2 separate regions of the Homo sapiens genome follow, and region 1 is linked to region 2. The links are chromatin contacts, found by Hi-C in ENCODE. All regions are on one chromosome and are shown on one strand. Each heading gives the region's core, a stretch centred on a gene start or an enhancer-like site at or near the end of the contact. The rest is flanking DNA. Distances are from core to core; before and after follow the strand shown.

Region 1 (6,830 bases), core at 569-3,068, 310 kb before region 2:
GGCATCCTGAGGGGTCCTGGAACCAATTCCTCATGGACACCAAGGGGACTGTATAGTTTATTATCTGACCTTGAGGAAATGTTGTACCAATAAAAGGGGTTCCCTAACAACTTTTCTTTCTTCTATTATCCTTCAATTGATATATTTCAGAGAAATTTTATATGTAAAACAGAAGGTGAGGTGATCTGGCTGAACCCTATCTCTCACATCCTCTCCACTTCCAGAATAAACCCTCTGTATAATTTGAAGTTTGTATAACACAGAACACCCAGTTTTGAATTTTACAACCCTACACATTGAAAAAATATTGGGGGCTACAGGCCTACAGAGAATATTTGTATTTTGCCAAATGAGAACTTTAAAGGGAGCAAAATTATCCTTGCTGTCACTCCGGCAGGGTCAAATATCAGAATGAAAGGCATTTCTTCCCAAGGAAAAAGAGCTGGCCGGGCGTGGTATCTCACGCCTGTAACTCCGGCACTTTGGGAGGCCGAGGTGGGCAGATCACCTGAGGTCAGGAGTTCGAGACCAGCTTGGCTAACATGGTGAAAACCGGTTTCTACTAAAAATACAAAAAATTTAGCCAGGTGTGGTGGTACGTACCTGTAATCTCAGCTACTTGGGAGGCTGAGGCAGGAGAATCACTTGAACCTGGGAGGAGGAGGTTGCAGTGAGCCAAGATCATGCCATTGCACTCCAGCGTGGGCAACAAGAGCGAAACTCCATCTCAAAAAAAAAAAAAAAAAGAGTTTAATCCTCAGTGAACACTTTTGCCTCTAAGTGTATTGGAGTTAGAGTTCATGCCAGTCCTTAGGAAAGCATTTTGGAAGCATGGCTAAGGACATTCTGGGATCTGAACAACTCTACAATGTACCTGCTACAAGTGAAGATGCTTCCCCCTTGGGACCTCACGGAGGACCACCACTTGGTTCTCTTGGGAGCTACCCCAGAATCCTCACATGTCTGAACTGGCAAGAACAGGGCCTGCTGATGTCTTGGGAGAGCAAGGTACAAACCTGCATCTGACTTCGAATTAGCCTCTGGACTCGATATAAGTAGGTGTCGTTGCTGGCATTGTTGTAGGATTGAATGAAGAAGTTGAGTGTTGAATTCATGTTCTTCTTGCTCATGAGCTTCTGCTGGAAGCCCTCCCACCTTTGGAAGTGACCCAGCTTGGCTGACAGGACCAGGGCAATCAGCAGCAGCAGGGGGTTTCTCCAGCATCCGATCCCCATGTCTACAGCCTCAGAAACTTTCTTCCCAACTGCACCTTCCAGGGTGTGGTGGTGCCAGGCTGCAGTTCACTCATTCTCCCATCATAACCCTCACCAACATAGGCTTTCCTGGGGGATGGCCTGCCTGCATTTAAACAGAGATTCAGACCTGAACCTTGTCACTCAGTTTCCAGCCAGTTCATTTTCTACCCATTTACACCACCCATTCAGTTCTTTGGTGATCCAGGCAAGCAAAATTTTTAAACACCTGCTAAGGCGTGCAAGCCCCTCTCCCTGCCTTCACATGTCTCAGGGAAGAAAAGCCCCAGAACAGCCCCTACAGTGCTCTGCAATAAGAGCTGGGGTTGTAGATAGAGAAGCATCACTTACAGGAAGGGAGGCGGCCTTACGGAGAAGGTAATATCTGAACTGAGATATAAGGAAGCAGTCATATGGAGCAAGGAGTGGTACATTATTCTTACCTTCCTTGGGTTCCAACTGTCTTACAAAGCCACCACCTGTTCCCTGTGCTTCCTTTACAGACACGTTCTCCTTGCTCACCTGCCGCCCGCCCACCACAGATTTCTGCTTGCAGGATCCCCCTATACCTGCAGGCCCTGCACTGGCTTTTGCTATCTTGTTGTGACCCTAGTGGAGCTTTGTGAGGTAATTGCAGCCTCCCTATGAGGGAGGAATAAACTGTGAGCCCCATTTAGAAATTATCCGCAGACCCCTGAAGATTAGGTGTCACTTACCCCCAAAAGCCCATGAATGCCCTATTTTAAAAACATTTGCTGGCTGGGCGCGGTGGCTCACGCCTGTAATCCCAGCACTTTGGGAGGCTGAGGTGGGTGAATCACCAGAGATCAGGAGTTCGAGACCAGCCTGGCCAACATGGTGAAACCCCATCTCTACTAAAAATACAAAATTAGCTGGGTGTGGTGGTGTGTACCTGTAGTCCCAGTTACTTGGGAGGCTGAGGCAGGAGAATCACTTGAACCCAGGAGGTGGAGGCTGAAGTGAGCCGGGAGGGTGCCGCTGCACTCCAGCCTAGGTGACAGAGCGAGACTGTGTCTCAGAAAAAAAACAAAAAACAAACAAAAAAAAACACCTTAAATGGAATCCTACCAGAAAAAAACATTAGTGGAATAGTTGATGAAATGTGAATAAAATCTGCAGATTAGTTAATAGTATTGTGTGAATGTTGATATTCTAGTTTTCACCGTTGTACTGTGATTGTATAATATGTTAACATTTGGGGAAGTGGAATGAAGGGTATACGAGAATGCTTTATGCTATTTTTGCAGCCTTTGTGTAAGTCTGAAATTATTCCAAAATAAAGGTTAAAATGTCCAAAACTAAATAAAGCGTTGTTCTGTGAGGAGTAGCGTGCTGAGGGAGGGGAAGCAGGAGACTTAGGATCCAACTGTCCTGGCTCAAGTCCTTCGCTGGGGACTCTGGGAGAGTTACCTCATCTCCCTAAGCTGGGTTTCTTCACCTGTAATATGAGAATGGGGAGAAAGACTCCACTTGAATTGTGGTAGAGACTAACTGGATGTAGGCAAAGAACCTGCTCCCAAGTCAGGTGTCAGGTGCATAAGAATGTCTTCTTCGTGATTCTTCTGTGACTCTGAACCCACACTTCACCCATGGCCTGTCATGTCCCGGAAGCCAGGCCACCTTCCATCATGACAATGTTGCTAGCACCAGTCACAACATCCTCCCTTGGCCCCAGAGCCTGTCTTGAGAGGACTTGTCCAGCCGGTGGAGGTGATACATTTGAAATTCCCTGAGCCTGAGCTGCCGAGGGCCACTTGCTGTAGAATAGATAATGAAGGATTCCGAGTAATCCGGGAAGCCACACAGACCTGTGCCGTCTCAGCATGCCCCAGACACCTGGGATACCCCCATCAGGCTGAGGCCCATAGAGAGGAAAAATAACATTGGGTGGGCCATATTAGAAACCCCATGGATGTGGGGCTCAAAGCATAAACAATAAATCTGCTTAAGAAATATGGGAGTTGGTTGTGTCCATAAAGAGGAAAATGAGTCACTGGCAATTTTAATTGAAGAAAAGGAAAACATAGACCCTGACTATGCCACAGAAAGAGATGTGAGGCGCCTAACAGGTCACACTGGCGTTCCTTAGCTTGTGTCAGCAAAATGCTGATTTCTGACTCTGTGGACATGGAATCAGGAAAAAAATATGATTCTGGTAAGGTACATGTATAAAGGGAGACAGGGAGCTTGGTTACAGCATGGAATAGGGGCAGAGCATAGTGGCTGACACCTGGGAGGCTGAGGCTAGGAGGATTGCTTCAGCCCAGGAGTTCCAGACCAGCCTGGGCAACATGGTGAAACCCCGTTTCCACAGAAAATACAAAAATTAGCCAGACATGGTGGCCCACATCTGTAGTCCCAGCTACTCTGGAGGCTGAGGTGGGAGGATCACCTGAGCCCAAGAGAGGTCGAGGCTGCAGTGAGCTGAGATCACACCAAGCACTCCAGCCTGGGCGACAGAACAAAGGGAAATAGAGGGCTTAGTTGTTGTCTGGTTACTGCCATGAAACAATGGAAAAATAGGGGCCTGAGTATTTCCGTGGAACAAGAGTAAATTAGGAGTGCTGGCTATAACAAATAGGAGCCCTGTTCTTGCCAATAAAAGAAGGGAAAAATATGAGCTCTGGTTAGACCATGGAATAACAGGAAATATGAGGTCTGCTCATGTCTGTGGAATAAGGAGCATAGGAGAGAAGGATTGCAGAAGGGCATGAGAAAACTTCAGGTGATAGATATGTCTGTTGTATGAATTGTAGTGATAATTCCACAGGTGCATACGTATGACAAATTTCATCAAATTGTACACTTTAAATATGTGCAATTTGGCCAGGCGCCGTGGCTCACACCTGTAATCCCAACACTTTGGGGAGGCCAAGGTGGGCAGATCACATGAGGCCAGGAGTTCAAGACCTGCCTGGCCAACATGGTGAAACCCCATCTCTACTAAAAAACACAAAAATTAGCCGGGGAGCACATGCCTGTAGTCTCAGCAACTCTGGAGGCTGAGATGAAAGGATCGCTTGAGCCCTGGAGGTCTAGAATGCAGTGAGCTGTGATTGTGCCACTGCACTCCAGCCTGCCCAGCAGAGTAAGACCCCGTCTGAAAAAAAAAAAAAAAAAGAAAGAAAGAAAAAGTATGTTTCCCAGGAGTCCAGCAAACTGGGCCTCCTGTCTCATAAGCTGAACCTGGTAACAGGCCACTGCTGGACCAGGCATGATGGCAAGTGTGGGATTCCTGTTGGATCAACCCGTGGCTGGGTGCTGTGTGGGCGAGATGGTGTGTGTCCCACAGAGGCCCCCTATGAGCTGCACAACTTCCTGGTTCTGTCTGTTGACGACCAAGCTCAGGATTTCTTTATCAGTCCAGCTCCTAGGAGAAGCAGGAAATAAACAAGAACATGATGATGTGTTTTATCCCAGCAGGCTCTGCTTATGTGGGCTGAGGAACCTGCAGACAGGGAGCTTCCTGGCTGTAGTTCTTCATCACTCCTTCACCAGTAGATATGGCATTGGTGCTGGGAAAGGGTCACACTGTGACACTCTCTTCATCAGCCGACATCTGCTATCTGAAATTTTCTGATCATTCTGGGGAAACAAATAATCCTCTGTAAACAACACGGCTGATCTCGGTTGGTTTCTTCTCTCCACTCTATTTTTTTTTTTTTTTTTTTTTTTTGCATGTAGCACTATTTGACAAGCTCTTCTTTGTCCCCTAAATAATCCTGTTCTAGGCTGGCTGCTGACCTGGAGATAACCCAGGCAGAAAGCAAATCTATTTGCGACCCACCTGCTGCTGGGCACCCTCCAAACATGGCCCAGGAAGGAATGGTCAGCAGTCTGTGCCTGCTTGAGGAATCTCCCAACTGTGGCTGCAGGGCAGGGGTAGGGGAGCACAGTCCATGCTGCCAGCAGCAGCTCCCACTGCAGCCCTGAGCCCTCGCCCCCAGGGCAGCAGCAGAAGAACATGGCTGATCTTGGCTGGAAATGCCTTCTGATTCTGGGGAGCAGGCCAGCAGCAGGCGCACAGAAAGTCAGCAAACAAGGCGGTGCTACAGATGGCTCCAAGCTGGCATCGCTCCAAAGGTCCCAGGGTACATTTTCTCTTTCCAGACACAGAAACATGAGAAATCACAAGGCTTAAAAAGTGAGAGCGTGTCACAAGAGGCCAAGGATGCCCAGAGTGGAGGGGCTTGTGGGGAGGTCATCGTCCTCATCCAGCCTTTGGTCTCCTTTCTGCAGACGTTTTCCACAACACAATATCTGTTTACCAGCTCTTAAATAGTCATCAGGTTCCATTTTGAAAGCAAAGAAAAAGCAGGTGGATTCTGCAGGCTGCGACACTCCTGCTTCCACCTTCTCCTGCGATCTGTCTGGTTTTCTGTAAGCAGATGCTTTTCCCACTGAAGCAATGAGCAGCAAAAGCGGAAGAGGGCCAAGAGTCTGTTGAAATCTGTAATTAAGTCTTCAAGTTCAAATCTTTTGCCCATTTTTCTGTTTGGTTGTCTTCAATTGATTTGTAGGATTTATTTATCCTTCTTGCAAATGTCATCCTCTGGGTTGTGGTTGTCTTTTCATTTTATTTATGGCATGTTGATGAAAAAATATTCTTAATCTTAATGGAAAGAATGTATTGATTTTTCTTTCTTGTGGTTTGCATTTTTTATGTCTTATTTAGGAAATCAAGGTCATAAAGCTACTTTTAAATATTTTTTCTGAAATTCTTAAAGTTTAGCATTTCCCATTTACGTCCATAATCCATCTAGATTTTTGTGCGTGGTATGTTTACTAATGTTTTCTTCAGAATTTTTGTATCTATCTTCATGAGTTAAACTGGGCTGTGATTGTTTTTTCTCATATTGTGCTTTCCTGGTTTGGGTTTCAAGGTTATACTGGCCTCATCCAACGGGTTGGGGAGCATGTCAGTCTGGGTCTCCACAGTCAGCACAGGCACACTTGCAACAGGAGAGTTCAGGGCAGTTTCTATACGGGGCGCTGTGCAATGGTGCAGGGACACAGAAACCCTGGGACACAGGGCAAGTGTCTGCAGCAGCCATGCCACCTAGCCTAAGCCTGAAAGATGAGGCAAACATCTAGAAAGAATTGGAGTGCCAGCTGGCCACTTTGTGGAGAGAGCAGGGGACAAACACCATGATGTCAGTCTCCTCTGTCCTCTACCTCATTCCTAGGCATCTTGTTGTCAAATACAAGCAGAAGTTATAGGGCACAAGAGCCCCACGGATGGAGTCCATAGCAGCCTGTGTTGTGAAGCAGAGAGCAGCATGGAGAAAGTGCCTTAGTCAGGGTTCTCCAGAGAAACACAGAGATATGAAGAGATTTGTTATAAAGGATTGGCTTGTACAATTATGGAGGCCTCGAAGTCCACCATCTGCTGTTTGCAAGCTGGAAACCAAGGAAAGCCAATGGTATAGTTGGAAGGCCTGAGAGCTGGAGAGCCACGGGTGTGGATTCCAACCTGAGTCTGAAGGCTTAATAACCAGGAGCGCTGAGGGCAGGAGAAGATTGATGTCACAGTCCAAACAGCCAGGCAGAGCTAAT
Region 2 (6,817 bases), core at 1,163-3,662:
AACATTTCAATTTTGATATAGTCCAATTTATCTATTAGTATTTTTACTCTTGCAGCACCTGGTTTTGGTGTTATATCATTGCCAAATCTAATGTTATAAAGATTTTCTTCTATGTTTTTTTCTAGGAGCTTTATAGTTTTATGTCTTATGTTTAGGCATCTGATCAATTTGAATTAATTTTTTTATATGATATGAGGTAAGGTCTAACTTCTTGCTTTTGCATATGTATTTCCAATTTTCCCAAACCATCTGTTGAAAATTTTACCCTTCCTTCATTAAATGGTCTTGACATCCTTGCTGAAAATCAAGGGTGTATTTCTGGGCCCCCTATTTCATTCCATTGGTCTATATATCTGTCTTTATTCCAGTACCACAATGTTTTGCCTACTGTAGCTTTGTAATATGATTTGAAATCAGGAGGTTTGAGTCCTCCAACTTTGTTCTTTTTTTCTCAAGATTGTTTGGCTCTCCAGGGCCCCTTAAAATTCCATATGAATTTTAGGATGAATCCTGCTATTTCTGCAGCAAATCCCTTTGGGATTTTGATAGAGATTGCATTGCATCTGTAGATCACTCTTGTTAGTTTTGACACATTATCAATATTAAGTCTTCCAATTCATGAACAAAGGAAATCTTTTAATTTCTTTATTTCTTCTTTAATTTATTTCATTGGTCTTTTTTTTTTTTGAGACAGAGTCTCACTCTGTCGCCCAGGCTGGAGTGCAGTGATGTGATCTCGGCTCACTGCAAGCTCCGCCTCCCGGGTTCACGCCATTCTCTGGCCTCAGCCTCCCGAGTAGCTGGGACTACAGGCGCCCGCCACCGCGCCCAGCTAATTTTTTTGGATTTTTAGTAGAGACGGGGCTTCACCGTGGTCTCGATCTCCTGACCTTGTGATCTGCCCACCTCGGCCTCCCAAAGTGCTGGGATTACAGGCGTGAGCCACCGCGCCCGGCCGGTATTTTTTTAATGTTTTGGTGTCCAAGTCTTTCTCCTTGCTGGTGAATTTTATTTCCAAATGTTTATTCTTTTTGATGCTGTTGTAAATAGAATTGTTTTCTTAATCCCCTCTTGGACTTGTTCACTGTTAGTGTGTTCTGTTTGCCCTGATTGACATGGGAAGCATGACCTAGCTATGTCTGTAAGATCTTAGGACCCTCCCTCTGAGCAGCTGGAAGAGCCCGGGACAGCCTTGGTTAGGCCGCAGTTTTCCAGAACAGACTCATAGCCAGGGAGATCAGTTGCTCACAGCACCCATCTGATAACCGGTTGATAACCGGCACCACAGGAGCTGGCTGCTGGCTCTGCCTTCCTCCCTCCCTAACCAGTGTCTGTGCCTTCTAGTGAAGGGCGCTAACCTTACTATCTCCACCTGCTGATGCCTGTTGGCATTTAAAGTGAGTTTGCATCGTATCAATGACGCCTACATAATACAGTCACAATAAACTGATACGGATGCTCCCTAAATCCCAGCTAATCTTTTTCTGGCCTTAGCCCAAATAAGTTGAATTGATAGATAAACAAAATTAACAAAGAAAAAAATGTGCCGAGATCCTAATGCAGCTCCTTAGAAAAGAGCCCTAAATACCCCGACCCTGCATCCACTGGGATGATGAAGTTCAGGGAGAAGCCTGTGGGCCTCCCCTTCTGCTCTGGAGGGTGAAGCTTTTACTGCCAACGAATGTGTCTGGGCCCCTCTAGGGCAAAGGCAGCTATTGGGGTGGGAAGTGTAGAGGAGACCCACCCTCCATTGTCAGTGCCATCATCTGGTCTCTCCTGTAAACTTTGCAGCCCCAGAGGGAAGCCATCTGGGCGTTAGAGGCTGGAGAGCCCCAGACCAAGGCGCCTTATCTGTCGGCACACTTCTGGAGCTAGGCCCATGACCTCACTCCACCCATGACCTTCCCCACTGACTTCACAGTTCCAGGAATTGTTAGAAAAACCCTTTTTAAAATTCCAGGAAGCCCCAGTCCCCTCAGTGCTGCTGCTCATGCATTGAGAAAGAGAGAGGCGGAGCCAAGCTGGGGTCTTTGTGATCCTGGAGCCCCCACCTCTGGGGCCTGGGGCTGGGGTTAGTCTCTATCTTTCTCTGCTGGCCCTTGGTTCCACAATGTGGAAGCAAGACCAGGCCCTGCAGATAGAGAAGGTTCTCGTGTTCTTGGCCCCCAGCCCTCCAAAGGAAAACCTTTAGCTTAAGGGACTCTCTACCTCCTTTGAAACTCATCCCTCTTCACACTTCGATATGAAACCCAGAAATTCAGAAAACAGAAAGGAAGAATAAGAGGAATGTTAAAAGCCAACGCTTTTCCAGCTCTCATGGTGTGCCTGACACTGTGCAAAGGGCGTTACCTACAATTACCTCATTTGACTCTGACAGTAGTAACCCATGAGACATACGTTGCTATTACCTCATTTTACAGATGACACACTAAGGCGCAAGGCAGCTGCACATCCACGGCCAGCCTCGTTGTCTTCAGGGATTTGTTCAAAGTTCATTCTGAATTGTAAGGTAACCACTGCAGAACACGAGCCTTTCCTGGGTATGTGTGGTAAGTGCTTCATAAATGCTGTTCTGAGGCTAGGTGCTAATGGAGACGGGGCAGATGAGTGGTAGAGTGAGCCCCGGTCCTAGGCCCAGTTCTGCAGCTGCTGGAGGAGCAATCCATCAGCCTGCTCCAGGCCCCGGCCCTCTCCTGGGAAACAAGTCCTTCTGCCATATGAGCTCCCTGAGGACTAAATGGGACTGCGTTGCGGACTTAGTTGCTGGACACACATGATTTTGTCACCTCTGTACTAGTGTGACTGGGACCCACCTTCCAGGCAGAATAAATCCATGCTGAAATTGACTTGATGTCTGTGCTGCTATTCTTGGAGAAAAAGATAAGAATCAGGAAATAAATAGTGCATAAACCACACAACCAGAAAACACACCGAATAATCGTGCTGACGATATAATGACAAGAAGCGGGGCCTTAACAAATAAGGAAAAGGGCCGCGGTAGGATGATCTGCTGCTGGTCTAAGAGGTCAGCTTCTTGTTTGGGCTGAAGTCTTTGGGATTCTTGGAAAGCCTGGCCAGTCATTTCACGTGCTGAAAGGATTGTGGGCCACGTTTTAATCGTGGTCAGATTATCAGGAGATTCTTGAGGTCTGAGGTCAATTTAAGCTCCTGGTCACCATGTAAGCCTCACAAATATGGTCACTGTCTGTGGCAGCTGACCCGGGTGATGCTTGTGTGGCGGAATTCTTCAGTTATCACAGAAATAAATACCAATTGGTGGAAAAAGAATATTTTGTTATTCTCTAGTGGACTTTAGGAATGGCTGACAGAGATAAAGGACCCTTCAGTAGCACAGGCTACACCATGCCCTTTTTTAAATTATTTTTTTATTTTTCATTATAATTTTTTTTAAAGATAGGGTCTCCCTCTGTTACCCAGGCTGGAGTGCAGTGGTGCAAACATGGCTTATTGCAGCCTCAGCCTCCTAGAATCAAACGATCCTCCCACCTCAGCCTCCTGTGTAGCTGGGACCACAGGCACATGCACCACGCCTGGCTGATTTTTTTTATTTTTTGTAGAGTTGGGATCTCAGGTTGTTGCCTAGGCTGGTCTAAAACTGCTGGGCTCAAGCCATTCTCCTGCCTCAGCCTCCCACATTGCTGGGATGACAGGCCTGAACCACCACACCAGGCCTCCATGCCTCTTGAGATGTCAAACATCTGGATCAAGATACGGAAAATCAGAGTGCTCAAATATAGCTTAAGTCATCCAGAGTGAGCTCTCTACGGATTACACAGGGCACTCAATCCATAGCATGATGCCATGTTTTCCAATGGACAACACTGCTTTTAAGTAAACCAGGTTTCTTTATTTATAGTTGTTTGTGAATTTAATATGCTAATAAATATTTTAATTGCCAAGCCAGGGTAAGTATACAGCTATGCTCAAGCATAATTTGACAAAACATTCAAACTCATTTTGCTTCTTTTTTTGAATGGAATATCTATTGACTTATTGTGGAAAATACGTGATCCAAAAACAGCGGCTTGCCAAATACTGCTTGAAGAAACCTAAAGATAACTGAATCTTTCACACTTAGTCGTGCTGTTTGGAGGTCTGGTTTATTTTGTTCCACTGAAATCCTTGGCAGGGAAGTGGAATAAAAGAAAATCTTGCTGTGACTTAGACCTTCTGAGTTTGCTAACACCTTTGCATCATGTTTAGAAGACTACATTCTTTTCACCCTGTGAAGTGTGAAGTCTGGGATGTTGGGTGACTTGGAGAGTGGCCCTCTTTGGGTTTTATCCTCAGCTCTTATGAAATTTTGGTGCTTCAGGGACAGTGTGTCACAGGCAGCCAAAAGCGCTGGATAAGCAAGAAGAGCCATTTGGAACTTTCTAAGTCTTATGCAAGTTTTGGCAAAAAAAAGAAAAAAGCCTTCCTTGCTACTTTTCAGGGAGGTCGATACTAACATTTGCCCCCCACCCAGGGTGTGAACTGGAGGCATCACTGCCTGGATGAGTGCCGGGGGCTGTGGAGGGTCCTCCGATGTGACTCTCATTCCCAGCATTTTTAGGCCCCATGTCTGTGTGGGGTGCCCAGCCTCATGCATCCCTCCTGTCCACGCCCAACTTCAGAATTACCCAAAACACCCAGCAGAAGGCTGCACTGCTTCGAAACTCTTCTGCTCTTCCACTCCTGGTTCCAGGCCCCCTGCTTCCGCCTGCTGCTATAGTCCACCTCCTCAGAATGCCCACCGTGTCTGTCTCCCTGCAAAGCCCACTCTGTCAGCTCTCAGCAGCCTCAACAGGGCTCAGGCTGCGTGCTGTACCCCAGCTATGCCCCAAACACCTGGAGGGTACCGCTAAAGCCTTCCGTGCCTCTGCCTTCCCACCATACTTGGTGGACTGAGCCTGGGCCAGGAACTGGGAAATGGCTTCCCTTTGGTCCTGGACTAGGGAAGGGAACTGACCCCGGGGGGGCCTATGGGTTGTCCCCTGGAGGCCAAGGTGGAAGGTGTTATCTGCCTTTTATGGACCAGAGTCTCAGGAAAGTTCAACCCCATTGCCCAGGCCACAGTCTGGCTGACATCAAGGCCCTGTGTCTTGCTCACACTCCCGGCTGGCCCTGTCCATGAGTGACACTGTAGGGTGAGATTTGTGGTTTGCAGCCTTTTTGTTTTTTTAAAAGCATTGAAACCCCTCTTATACCTAATACTACCAGAAGCCCCTATAAAAACACATAAACATAACATTGACCTGCCTGGGTTGAGAAGGGGCCTTGCACCCACGCACCTGCTCACCCTCACCTCTTCTCCCAGGGTCATCCCGGCAGGGGTCTTATCCGCACAGTTGGAAACACTGGGCTGGCCAAACTCCACCATTCCTTCCAGTGCTGATGGTCTGAGTCTGTTTCCTGAAGTGTGGCCTGAGACCACTTGCAGAAAAATCTCCTGGAAGTGTGTTACAAAGACCCCTTTCTGGAGTTCCTGCTTTCCCTTACAGTCAGATGGGAAGAGGAAGCAGGGATGGTATGCAGAAGGAAATCTGTGGTTTACAGCCTGTGTAGTGTTTTAGGCCAACTCTGGTTTGAGAACTATTTTCTTCTGACCTCCATGTCTTATCAAAGTAGATAAGAAAAATATTCCATGCGAGACATCAGCATTAGGCAAAGAATGAGAATGGAGTGAGGACACCGTGAGCAGCTGGGTGGCCCCTCTGCAGCCAGGGATGGTGCCACTGAGTCTTCTTGTGGTGCTGCATTCCCTTTATTGGAGGGTAACTGGGGAGAAGGCATGTCTCGGGGCCTCCGAGAAGGACTGTGCCCTGGGAGGCCTTCCCTCCCTCCATTTCTCTATCCTCTGCCTTGTCCCCACTTTTCAGGTTATTTCTGCCCTTCACGGTCCCACTCAAGTCCTGCCTCCCTCAGGGAGACCTCCCAGACCTCACCAAGCCGTGGGCACGTGGACCAGAAGCCGTGGACCCCAGAGGCTCATTTAGGGATCTGCTTTCTGAACCCAGGTCCTAACATCTGCACTGCAGCGAGCATTTCTGGTGCCTCAAGTGAGTCACTCCAACTTCCAGGTCAGTGCCCGGCACACGAGGGGTGCTTTTATTAGAGGTATTAGGTGAGGCCTCCCTGCAGGCAGTCCACACCCTCAGCTCCCAGATTTCCACCAGGGTCACCCAGTGGGAAAGGGCAGCTGCCTCTGCATCCCCATGAGCCCAGCTCGCCCTCTCTAAGGGACAGGGACCACCAGCCTCACAGTGGTGGGTGGCAACACCTGGTCATTTTCTGTCATTCTCCTGTCATGATCAGCTCACTGAGAGGCGATGGAGCACTGAGTGCCAGCATCTTCCAGCACCAGAGGAGCTGACTCTGAATAGACAGCTCGGCAGCGGCCTCAGCACAGAGCAGGGGTAAGGGTGGGGCCCACCTGCACTTCCTGGCCGCCTGTTCCCTAAGTGCATATTGATTGAATAGCGCTGCCTCAGAACTAGGCTGCCTGAGTTTGAATTAGGCGCTGGTGTTAATTAGCTGTGTGATCTTGGGTAAGTGACTCAATATATCTGTGCAAGGGGGATAACCATATGGTCTTCCTTATGGGGTTCTCATGATGATTAGTTCATAATATAAAGTTACCCCCCCACCCCATGCAGAGATGAGGCGGAGGGGCTGCCACCAACCAGGATGACGGAGGAAAGGGGGAGATGCTGAGCAGGCTGAGGGTTTCGTGGCTGTCCCTGCTGCTGGCTTCACAGTCTTCTTCCCGCTGTGCCACTGCCCATGCCAAAACCACATTCACCATCTATCCATG

The links. A loop is a pair of places that touch in the nucleus more often than their neighbours do. Pooled maps may share reads with other maps.
Region 1: a loop to region 2 is called in a map with no recorded cell type, with 4 times the contacts of the local background. The contact joins the promoter of CSTL1 here to the promoter of LINC00656 in region 2. A Hi-C loop is called at or near these places in 1 of 37 single-sample maps with no recorded cell type and 2 of 50 pooled maps.

What each region holds. Positions count from the first base shown.
Region 1 is chr20:23,434,673-23,441,502 of GRCh38, reverse strand. CSTL1 (cystatin like 1) reads right to left here and starts at 1,818. Exons shown (of 4, transcript NM_138283.1): 1 at 1,697-1,818; 2 at 1,017-1,359. The coding sequence starts at 1,235.
Region 2 is chr20:23,128,231-23,135,047 of GRCh38, reverse strand. LINC00656 (long intergenic non-protein coding RNA 656) reads left to right here and starts at 2,412. Exons shown (of 4, transcript NR_034149.1): 1 at 2,412-2,549; 2 at 5,883-6,083; 3 at 6,319-6,419.